Regions from separate parts of the Homo sapiens genome. Here region 1 is linked to region 2. A link is a contact called in ENCODE Hi-C or POLR2A ChIA-PET data. All regions are on one chromosome and are shown on one strand. Each heading gives the region's core, a stretch centred on a gene start or an enhancer-like site at or near the end of the contact. The rest is flanking DNA. Distances are from core to core; before and after follow the strand shown. Region 1 holds the start of CLC (Charcot-Leyden crystal galectin). Region 2 holds the start of LGALS14 (galectin 14).

Region 1 (6,340 bases), core at 308-2,807, 34 kb after region 2:
GCACCATCAAAACTCACTGCAGGCTGGGCGTGGTGGCTCACGCCTGTAATCTCAGCACTTTGGGAGGCCAAGGTGGGTGCATCACTTGAGGTCAGGAGTTCGAGACCAGCCTGGCCAACATGGAGAAACCCCATCTCTACTGAAAATACAAAAATTAGCCAGGAGTGGTGGCACAAGCCTGTAATCCCAGCTACTCGGGAAGCTGAGGTATGAGAATCGCTTGAACCCGGGAGGTGGAGGTTGCAGTGAGCCGAGATTGCACCACTGCACTCCAGCCTGGGAAACAGAGCGAGACTCTGTCTCAAAAAAAAAAAAAAAAAATTACTGCAGGTTTGAAGGCCTGGGCTTCAGTGAACCTCTTGCATATGCCCCCCAGCAGCTGGAACTACGGTATGCAACACCACATTCAATAAATTTTTAAATTTTTGGAAAGATGAAATCTTGCTATGTCTCCCAGGCTGGTCTACCAGTCCTGGCCTGACATGGGCCTTTCAATTCGGCCACCCAAAGTGCTGAGACTACAGGCCTCAGCAAACATCTTGATGAATATCCACTGTAAGCTCTGCCTTGTACCTTCCTGGTTTTGGGTGATTCAGTCTCTTAAATCAAGTCCCTCAATGTCCTTCTCTAGCATCCTGGCACTCAATGGGAAGGCCAGGCTAGGGTAGGAGACAGGGAGAGACCTGAGGCTGGAGGCAGGAGCCAGTGGTCACTGTGTGCAGATTCCACCTAAGGAACCATCAGCCCCATCGTCTGTTTCTCACCCCCATTCTGCTTGGGAAAAGGCACCTGAGAATTCATGCATTCTGCTCTCATAAATGCTCAGAGATAAGTCCTCGGTAACTCAAGGGCCCCAAGATCCCACAAGTTCTGTCACCGGGGATCCACAGTGATGCACAAGGGAAGTTAGACAGAGTACTGCTATGTGGGGAGGAACCTTCACATGCACAGAAGGCCACATGCATGTTCCCAGTTCAACACCCAGTCACATTCCAGCACACACACTCACAGTCACACAGAGCCGTGCCACTCACTGAGTCACACACACCTGCTCACTGTGCATATAAAGATGCTCATGCACTGGTCCGGCTGTGCTCACACACACACTCACATCACAGTCATGAAGACAAAACACAGTCACCTGATTACAATCACTTACACACCCACCCATATCCTGGAGGGCCATACACATCCCGTCTAAAGTCACATCATTTTTAGCAGAGTTTACTCTCATCAGATACCATCACATGCTCACAGAGGGTCACAATGTTCCAGCATCCACACCCCCTACCCCCCTACCCCAGGAGCATCTCAGATACCATAGCCCTAGGGTCTCTCTTCCACACACCCACAACTCTCAGTAAAGCATTCACAGTAGAAATTTTCATATTTTCATCCCATAAAATCTCCCTCTTCCCTTTTCTGTGTGACCTGAGATTATTGAAGGCTGTGCCTTTTTAACTCACGGGTAGCAGGGACATTGTTGTCTCCTTCTGGGTGGCTCTTCTGAATTGTGTCCAGACTTCTGTGTGAATCTCTGAGCTGCAGAATTTAAATGGCCCCTATCAGCCCTGCCTCTGGCTTTATTCCTGATTCCAAGCCCCTCCCAGGAAGGTTTCCTCACACAGTGAGAAGGGGTGGGGTGTCAGAAACAGACTCAGTCACAACCACACCTGTTTGGAGGCCTGTGCCTGTGATGCAGCAGAAACGACAGTGAGGGAGGTACTGGAGGAGGAAGGGGTCACCAGGGAAATGCACAGATAAAGACGATGGAGTGAGGATGAGTGGTGTGAGTTCCAGCCTCCATGCTTCTCATGAAGCCTTTTCTCCACTGTGCAGAATCTACCAGGAAGGTGTGCGTTCTCCTAACCTGTGCAATGGTAAAAAGCTGGAGATCCTGGGGGCAAGGCACTTGGCTTTGAAAGAAAATCCTCCTCCTCCTTCTCCAGTGGTTCTGGGAGAGCATAGATCTTGATCATTCGCAGGACCTGGGGACAGAAGTAGAGAAAACACTTGTGTCTTCTTTACCCACCCTCAGATCCCTTGGCTCTGCCAGGTGAGAGCCACTCCCACTCTGTCTCTCAGACACCTGGGCTTTAGGTACGCCCTCTTATTTCCCTATTTCTTTTCATGTGAATCAAAATCTGAGGCTGTCGTTCTCCTGCAGATTCTTGGAGAAAGGTGAGATTTCTCACTCATAAGTGGGAGCTAAGCGATGAGGATGCATTAGCATTAATATTAGTTGTGCTTGACCCGACAATAAATTCCACTTTCCCTGATCTAAAACCTTGACAATTCATTTCCAAGCATGCACTCCAAGATTCTGCTCATATAAATCAGCACAATCACACAGTTCTTTTGGTATATAACGTATTTCCTTAAGATTAATTTGTAATGTCATCCCACTGCATTCCTTGGGTTTTGACTCTGGGTATGGACATGGAAGCAATGAAAAGGGTCAGAGGCCACAATTAAGGAGCTTTGGAAACCCCGTTCTAGGCAACCACCCTCACACCCTGCCCAGAACTGTAGCTTGTAAGAAATTACCACAGAAGGGAAAGAGGAACTGCTTTTCCTTGCAACAGATATGCAATAGAATTTTGAGTAATATCCCAGCTATTCATCTGAACTGGGGAAGAAATATCAGTTCAGGGCGTCTGGCCACCTAGTAAGCTGTGGATAAAGATGTTGATGTTATTTACTTCTCAGGCATTCCAGCAATCCTTTCAGTGATGCAGAGAGATTGATCTTCTTTAACTTCCATATCCTCTGCACAATAGCCCATACTTCTGCTGGTTGCAACTATTTCTTCAGAAATCCATTATGCCCTACGACTTGCTTTCAGTCTTTCTTTTCAACTACATCTTTCCAAGCACACACTGTTCCCCCGAAAAACTTTAGGTTTTGTGTATGAAATTATATAATATCTGGGATTTGCTCTAAAATAATCTGGGGATGACAGTTCTCTCCTTTTGCAAACATTTGAAATTTTTTACAGTACAGTTTTTAATTAAGTAGCCAGTACATAGACTATATATAAAAGAAAAACAAAATTATCAGTACTGGCATGGCTATATCTTCAAGAAATGCTGTAGTATGAAAAGGCATGAAGAAAACATGCATAATACGAGACCAATTATTTTAACGACAAAAAAATAAAATTGATCTCATAAGTACACACAAACATTCATAAATGCACTAGAAAATGTCAAAAGAAGGCATTCCTTGTAGGGGGGGACACTGGGTTTAGAAGAAATGAGGTCAAGGTATAAATCTGTAATGTTTGAATTTTACCCACAAGAAGGTATTATATTACTTAAATGATTTGTATAAACATTTTAAAAATAAAGGTCATAATACAGTTAAAATTTTTAAAAAATTTAATCACAGTTTGGAACCCAGCAACCATGCTTCTTGTTACAGAGCACTCTTTCTATTTTGTGTTCTGTTTTTCCTGTTCCTCCAGCGATGTTCTAACACTCTATACAGCAAGGTGGGTTTGCTCAGTCACCTCTCTATCCTGGAACATCCCTGCACCACATAAATTGCCTGTCACAAGGTAAGTGCTCAATAAATATTCATTGAATGCATAACTTTCAGTGCCATGGTTTTATGCCATGTAGTGATAACCGGTGTTTTCTTTTAAGAAGATCCGCATTTATTCCCTTTCTCCTTCCCTCCCTCCCTTCCTTTCTTTTATACAGAAACATCAGTGTGATTCCTGGCCTTTGTCTTTCCATCACACTCTTCACATGACTGACAGGACAACCCCATGCCTCTACTCTCACAGAATAGCCATAGCATGGCCACTTCTCATTGTCTGCCAGTTCACTGACAGCAGCTTTGTGTTTACTACTAAGTGTCTGGCTCACAGCAGATGCTCGATAACTCCATTTCTAAGAAATAAATATCTCTTCCTGTAACTTCTTCCTGCAATTCAAACCAGAGAGTATTTCTCAGGAATTATCAGTTGATTGAGTGGCAAGGTATGTCTGGACTATGCATTTCATTTGAATCTATTAATAGTTTTATGGCTAGAAGAGAAAATGAAACAAAAATGGATTTTCAGCTGGGTGGAAAAGTTCAGTCAGTAGAACAAGTGAGGGAACATTCTGGGGAACAGATGCAGAGTGTGGGCAGGCTGTCATTATGAGTGTGACAGTGTTTACCAGCTGAGCTGACCTTTGTTCTGATGAAAATCTTGTAATTCACTATCCAAATATCAATTATATCTTTGACATACAAAAAAAACCATCGTATCATTCTTATGCCTTTGCATCCTCATAGCTTAGCTCCCACTTATGAATGATAACATACAATGTTTGGTTTTCCATTCCTGAGTTACTTCACTTAGAATAATGGTCTCCAATTTTATCCGGGTTGCTGCGAATGCCAATAGTTTGTTCCTTTTTATGGCTGAGTAGTATTCCATGGTATACATATACACCACAATTTCTTTATCCACTCGTTGATTGATGGGCATTTGAGCTGGTTTTATATATTTTCCAATTGCAAATTGTGCTGCCATAAACGTTGTGTGCAAGTATCTTTTTAAAATAATGACTTATTTTCCTCGGGGTAGATACCCAGTAGTGGGATTGCTGGATCAAATGGTAGTTCTACTTTTAGTTTCCTGAAGGACTCTCCACACTGTTTTCCATAGTGTTTGTACTAGTTTACATTCCCACCAGCAGTGTAAAAGTGTTCCCTTTTCAACGCATCCCCACCAACATCTACTATTTATTTATTTATTTTTTTATTTTGGCCATTCTTGCGGGAGTAAGGTGGTATTGCATTGTGGTTTTGATTTGCATTTCTCTGGTCGTTAGTGATGTTGAGCATTTTTTCATGTGTTTGTTGGCCATTTGTTTATCTTCTTTTGAGAATTTTCTGTTCAGGTCCTTGGCCCACTTTTTGATAGGACTGTTTGGTTTATTCATGATCATTTGTTTGAGTTCCTTGTAGATTCTGGATATTAGTTCTTTGTTGGATGTAAAGGTTGCAAAGATTTTCTGCCACTCTGTGAGTTGTGTGTTTACTCTCCTGATTGTTTCTTCTGCTGTGCAGAAGCTTTTTAGTTTAATTAAGTCCCATCTATTTATCTTTTTGCTTTTGTTGCATTTATTTTAGAGTTATTGGTCATGAGGCCTTTGCCTAAGCCAATGTCCAGAAAGGTTTTTCTGATGTTATCTTCTAGAATTTTTATAGTTTCAGGTCTTAGATTTAAGTCCTTCATCCACCTTGAGCTGATTTTTCTATGAGTTGGGAGATGAGGATCCAGTTTCATTCTTCTACATGTGGCTTGCCAATTATCCCAGCACCATTTGTTGAATAGGGTGTCCTTTCCCCACTTTATATTTTTGTTTACTTTGTCAAAGATCAGCTGGCAGTAACTATTTGACTTTATTTCTGGGGTTTCTATTCTGTTCTATTGGTCTATGTGCCTATCTTTGTACCAGTACCATATTGTTTTGGTGACTATGACCTTATATTAACAGTATAGCTTGAAGTCAGGCAATGCGATGCCTCCAGATTTGCTCTTTTTGCTGAGTCTTGCTTTGGTATGTATACTCTTTTTTGGTTCCATATGAATTTTAGGATTGTTTTTCCTAGTTCTGTGAAGAATGATGGTGGTATTTTGATGGGAATTGCATTGAATTTGTAGATTGCTTTTGGCAGTATGGTCATTTTCATAATGTTGAAATTTTCACATGGGATGCTAGAGCATGGGATGTGTTTCCATTTGTTTGTGTCATCAACAATCTCTTTCAGCAGTGTTTTGTAGTTTTCCTTGCAGAGGTCTGTCACCTCCTTGGTGAGGTATATTCCTAAGTATTTTATTTATTTTATTTTTGTGGCTATTGTAAAAGGGGTTGAGTTCTTGATTTGTTTCTCAGTTAGTTGCTGTTGGTGTATAGCAGAACTACTAGTTTGTGAACATTAATTTTGTCTCCTGAAATTTTGCTGAATTTATTTTTCAGTTCTAGGAGCTTTTTGGAGGAGTCTTTAAAGTTTTCTAGGTATACAATCTTAGCATCAGCAAACAGCGACAGTTTGACTTCGTCTTTACTGATTTGGATGCCCTTTATTTCTTTCTCTTGTCTGATTGTTCTGGCTAGGGCTTCCAGTTCTATGTTGAATAGAAGTGGTGAGAGTGGGCACCATTGTCTTGTTCCAGTTCTCAGAGGGAATGCTTTCAACTTTTTCCCGTTCAGTATTATATTGGCTGTGGGTTTGTCATAGATGGCTTTTATTACTTTAAGGTATGTCTCTTCTATGACTATTATGCTGAGGGTTGTAATCATAAAGGGGTGCCGGATTTTGTCAAATGCTTTTTCTG
Region 2 (5,520 bases), core at 2,502-5,001:
GAACCTGAACCACTTTCTTGCGTTATATAGAAAAATCAACTGAAGATGGGTTAAAGACTTAAATGTAAAACCCAAAACTATAAAAACCCTGGAAGTCTACCTAGGCAGTACCATACCGAATGTAGAAATAGGCAAAAGATTCCTGACAAAGATGCCAAAAGCAATCACAAGAAAAGCAAAAATTGACAAATGGATCTATTTAAACTAAAGAGCTTCTGCACAGCAACAGAACCTATCAACAGAGTCAACTGACAACCTACAGAATAGGAGAAAATATTTGCAAATTATGTATCTGAAAATTGTCTAATATCTAGCTTCTATAAGGAACTTTAACAACTTTACAAGAAAAGAACAAACAACCCCATAAAAAAGTGGGCAAAGGGCTGGGTGCAGTGGCTCACGCTTGTAATTCCAGCACTTTGGGTGGCTAAGGTAGGTGGATTGCTTGAGTCCAGAAGTTCAAGACCAGCTTTGGCAACACGGCAAAACCCTATCTCTATGAAAAATAGAAAAATTAGCTGAGTCTTGTCTCAGGCACCTGTAATCTCAGGGACTCAGGAAGGTGAGCTGGGAGGATCGCCTGAGCCCAGGCAGAGGTTGCAGTGAGACGAGATTTCACCACTGCACTTCAGCCTGGGTGTCAGACCAGGCTGTCTCAAAAAAAGTAGACAAAGAACAGGAACAGATACTTCTTAAAAGAAGACATACATGTGGCCAACGAGCATATGAAAAGAAGCTCAACAGCCCTGAACGTTAGAAAAATGCAAATCAAAACCACCATGGGATACCATCTCTCACCAGTCAGAATGGCTAGTATTCAAAAGTCAAAAAATAACAGAAACTGGCAAGTTTGTGAAGAAAAGGGAACACTTACACATTTTTGGTGGCAGTGTAAATTAGTTTAATCATTGTGGAAAGAAATGTGATGGTTCCTCGAATGGCTAAAATAGAACTACCATTCAACCCAGCTATCCCATCACTGAGTATATACCCAGAAGAATATAAATCATTCTACCATAAAAACGTGCACATGAATGTTTATTACAACAGTATGCACAATAGCAAAAACATGGACTCAACCTAATAGCTCATAAAGGACAGACTGGATAGAGAAAATGTGGTACATATACACCATAGAATACTATGCAGCCTCAAAAAAGAATGAGATTATGACTTTTGCAGGAACATGGATGGAGTTGGAGGTCATTAACCTTAGTGAACCAATGTGGAAATGAAAAACAAAATACTGCATGTTCTCACTTAGAAGTGTGAGCTAAATGATGAGGCCCATGGATACCAAGAGGGAAACAACACACACTGAGACCTACTTAAGGGTGGAGGGTAAAAGGTGAGACAGGAGCAGAAAAAATAACTATTGGGTACTAGGCTTAGTACCTGGATGTGAAATAATCTTTACCGCAAACCCCATGACACGAGTTTCCCTGCATATGTACCCCTGAACATAAAATAAACGTTTAAAAAACAAAGAAAAAAACCAATGTCACCTTTCTTCTGGAATCTGCAGGAGAAACAGTGTCTCTGAAACTTTGATTCACATGGACATCAAGAGAAAGGAGAGAGTATTGCTAGAGTCCAGGTGTGGGACAGACAGATGAGAGCAGCCCTCACCTGGTAGAGCCAAAGGGCTTAGCATGGGGCAGGTTCATGCAAGGACGTTCTCTACCTCCCCCCCGGATCATCCTGAGGATCAAGGGCAGTGCTGTCCCAGAATCTTTAAAGGCAAAAAGAACAATTTAAAGGCAGAATGTATGATCTGTAGGTGTCTCTTTCCAATAAGTGTGGGGAAGAGGAATACAGACTACGGGGGTACTGGTCCCTTAGGTGAGGTCTGCACAGCTGGTATGCAGTACCAGCTACTCAGGATACTGAGCTGGGAGGATCACCTGAGCCCAGGAGCCAGAGGTTGCAGTGAGCCAAGATGGAGCCACACCACTCCAGCCTGAATGTCAGAGTGAGACCTGTCTTAAAACAACAACAAAAGGCGAGAAAAGACAAGAACAGAGAACAGATACTTTTCTTTTCTTTTCTTTTCTTTTTTTTTTGAGATGAAGTCTCACTCTGTCCCCCAGGCTGGAATGCAGTGGCATGATCTTGGCTCACTGCAAGCTCTCCCTCCCGCATTCATGCCATTCTCCTGCCTCAGCCTCCTGAGTAGCTGGGACTATAGGCGCCCGCCACCGGCCCGGCTAATATTTTGTATTTTTAGTAGAGACAGGGGACGCTTCTCAAAAGTACACATACAGGTGGCCAACAAGTATATAATAAAAGCTCAATATCACTGAACATTAGAGAAATGCAAATCAAAACTACAATGAGATACCATCTCACACCAGTCAGAATGGCTCTTCTTAAAAAGTCAAAAAAGGACAGATGCTGGCAAGGGTGTGGAGAAAAAGGAGCACTTACAGATTATTGGCGGTGGTGTAAATTAGCTCACCCATTGTGGAAAGCAGTGTGGTGATTCCTCAAAGAGCTTATAACAGAACTACCATTAAACCCCGCAATCCCATTACTGGGAATGGTGTATACACTACTGTATACACAGAAGAATAGAAATTATTCTGCCTTAAAGACATATGCATATGAATGTTCATTGCAACACTGTGCACAATAGCAAAGACACAGAATGAACCCAAATGCCATCAAGGACAGATTGGATACAGATAATGTGATACATATACACAATGGAATACTATGAAGCCCTAAAAAAGAATGAGTTCATGTCTTTTGCAGGAACATGGATGGAGCTGGAGGCCATTATTTTTAGCAAACTAATGCAGGAACAGAAAACCAAATACTGCATGTTCTCACTTATAATTGTGAACTAAATGATGAGACTCATGGACACCAATAGGGGAACAACACACACAGAAGCCTACTTGAGGTTGGAGGGTGAAAGGTGAGATAGGAGCAGAGAAAATAACTATTGGGTACTACGCTTAGTACCCAGGTGAAGAAATCATATGTACCACAAACCTCATGACATGACTTTATCTGCATATGTACCCCTGAACCTATAATAAAAGTAAAAAAAAAGAAAAAAGAAAAAAAATCTCATCTTTCTCCCAGAATCTGCAGGAGAAACAATATCTCTGAAACTTTGTTTTACATGGACTCCAAGACAAAGCAGAGAATGCAGCTAGAGCCCAGGTATGTGACAGACAGATGAGAGTGACCCTCACCTGGCAGATCCAAGGGGCCTAGTGTGAGGCAGGTTCATGCAAGAACTATCTCTACTTCTCTTCCCAGATCCTCCTGAGGATCAAGGTCAAAAGGATCTGACCCTTAAAGGCCCTCCCAGAACCTTTAAAGGCAAAGAGAAGAATTACCTTCTAGGTCTAACGTCTTTTTCCAAAATTCCCAATTTTTTATTTTTAGTCATTGTACAAATTGAGGAAATGTACACCTTCTGGCTAGATTCTGCATACTGGAGAAAAAGCTTGAGAGGCACAAAGGCTGGGCTTTACAATCCCTACCCCTCACTCCATCATCCTTATCTATGCATTTCCCTGGTAACCCAATCCACAGCCTGGTACCTCCCCCACTGTCATTTCTGCTGCATTACAGACACAGACCTGCAAACATCTATGGTTGTGACAGAGTTTCTTTCTGACACCTGAGTCTTTCTCCTGCTGCACGGAAAGCTTGCTGGGAGGGGCTTGGAATCTGGCATGAAGCCAAAGGGCATCTCTGAGTTGCAGCATTTAAATGATCCCACTCAGAGATTCACACAGAAGACTGGACACAATTCCGAAGAGCTGCCCAGAAGGAGAGAACAATGTCATCACTACCCGTGAGTTGAAAAGTCACAGCCTTCAATAATCTCAAGTCACATAAACCAAGAAAGAAACAGGGGAGGTTTTCTGAGTTGAAAATATGAGCATTCCTACTGTGAATGCATTACCGAGAGTTGTGGGTGTGTAGAAGAGAAACCCTGAGGCTGTGGTATCTGAGATGATTGTGGGTGTAGGCTGTGGACCCTGGACCAGTGTAACCCTCTGTGAGGGTGTGGTGGTGTCTGATGAGAGTGAACTCTGCTGAGATTAAGTGACTTTAGGTGGGAGGTGGATGACCCACCAGGACCGGCAAGTGTGTGAGTGAGTGTAAGGGGGTGAGTGTGCTTTGTCTTCCTGTCTGTGATGTGAGTGTGTGTGGGCACAGCCAGACCAGTGCATGGTCATCTTTATGTGCACAGTGAGCAGGTGTGTGTAACTCAGTGAGTGGCATGGCTCTGTGTGACTATGGGTGTGTGTGCTGGGATGTGACTGGGTATTGAAGGGAAAACATGCACGTGGCCTTCTGTGCATGTGAAGGTTCCTCCCCACACAGCAGCACCTCTGATGAAGCACCTGTGTGTCTTTTCATGTGTGGCAATGTGGATCCCAAGTGGCTTAACTGGTGGGGATCTTGGGGATTGTGAGTTACCAAGGACTCGTTTCAGATCACTTATGAGAGCGAAATATATCATCAGTAGATATCTCTTCCCAGTAAGAGTGAGGAAAAGGAACGCAGATTATGGGAGAGATGGTTCCTCAGGTGGGGACTGCACAGAGTGATCACTGGCTTTTGCCTCCCAGGCTCAGCTTCCCTGTCGCTAGCCCAGCCTGTTCTTCCCATTGTGGAACAGGCGAGTGTGAAGATACTGATTTGCCAGGGAAGAATATTAGAGGCCGTGGTTAAAGAGACGGAATCAAACAAAATATCCACTGTAAGCTCTGTCTGAACTGAGACTAAACTTGTTCCTCCACTCATGAAAGAACAAGCTGTCTGAATTCAGACAGTGCTTACTGTGGACATTACTCAACAAAGCAGCTGGGTTCACTGGTTCATGACTATAATCCCACCAATTTGGGAGGCAAAGATGGGAGGGTAACTTGAGGCCAGAAATTTGAGACCGGTCTAGGCATCATAGTGATATGCTTTCTTTAAAAATCTTTAAATATCTGACTGGCAGAGTGGCAGACACCTTTCACCCCAGCTACACAAGAGGGGGCAGATGTGTGAGGATCACTGCAGTCCAGGAGTTCGATGTTTCAGTGAGCTGTGATTGCACCACTGCATATCAGCCTGGGTGACAGAGCAAGACCCTATCTCAAAAATACAGAAAAATCATCAACCACTTGCAGTCGTCGTAGAAATCAATCATTCCCTCCAGTTATGTCCCTGACCCACAGGCTTCATTTGTGCAAGTACTGGGGCTGTGCTGTCAGTAATGTGTGCCGCTTCTGGGAAGGACGTCCATTGCCCTTGATGATTGTGGTGCGTGTACATCCCACACACAGGGGTTTCCTGTTCTTTCGTCATTTCCCTTTCTCTTTCAACAAGTGTTGTTTCTCACTGGAGTGAATTTTTAAATTCTTTCACCCTCAAGTCTTGTTTTCATTTTCTGAGTTGAAAATAAGGCAGGTCAGTGTTTCAGGAGGACTCCCCTGTTCTGTTAGGTCACCCCTAATTGACCCTATACATGCCAGGGATTAGGGTAAAAGTTTTACCTATATT

What was found. Hi-C counts contacts between places; a loop is a spot of excess contacts on that map. ChIA-PET counts read pairs that join two places held with the same protein, here RNA polymerase II (POLR2A). Pooled maps may share reads with other maps.
Region 1: a map of GM12878 shows a loop between it and region 2 (2.1-fold over the local background). The contact joins the promoter of CLC here to the promoter of LGALS14 in region 2. A Hi-C loop is called at or near these places in 4 of 168 maps with a recorded cell type or tissue (GM12878, naive thymus-derived CD4-positive, alpha-beta T cell and transverse colon), 12 of 37 single-sample maps with no recorded cell type and 7 of 50 pooled maps. POLR2A ChIA-PET finds 5 or more read pairs at or near these places in 4 of 52 experiments (OCI-LY7, Panc1, SK-N-SH and 1 more).

What each region holds. Positions count from the first base shown.
Region 1 is chr19:39,736,472-39,742,811 of GRCh38, forward strand. It overlaps CLC (Charcot-Leyden crystal galectin), which reads right to left and starts at 1,558. Exons shown (of 4, transcript NM_001828.6): 1 at 1,467-1,558. The coding sequence starts at 1,481.
Region 2 is chr19:39,700,730-39,706,249 of GRCh38, forward strand. It overlaps LGALS14 (galectin 14), which reads left to right and starts at 3,752. Exons shown (of 4, transcript NM_020129.3): 1 at 3,752-3,814. The coding sequence starts at 3,800. RefSeq lists enhancers at 3,659-3,788, 3,809-3,898.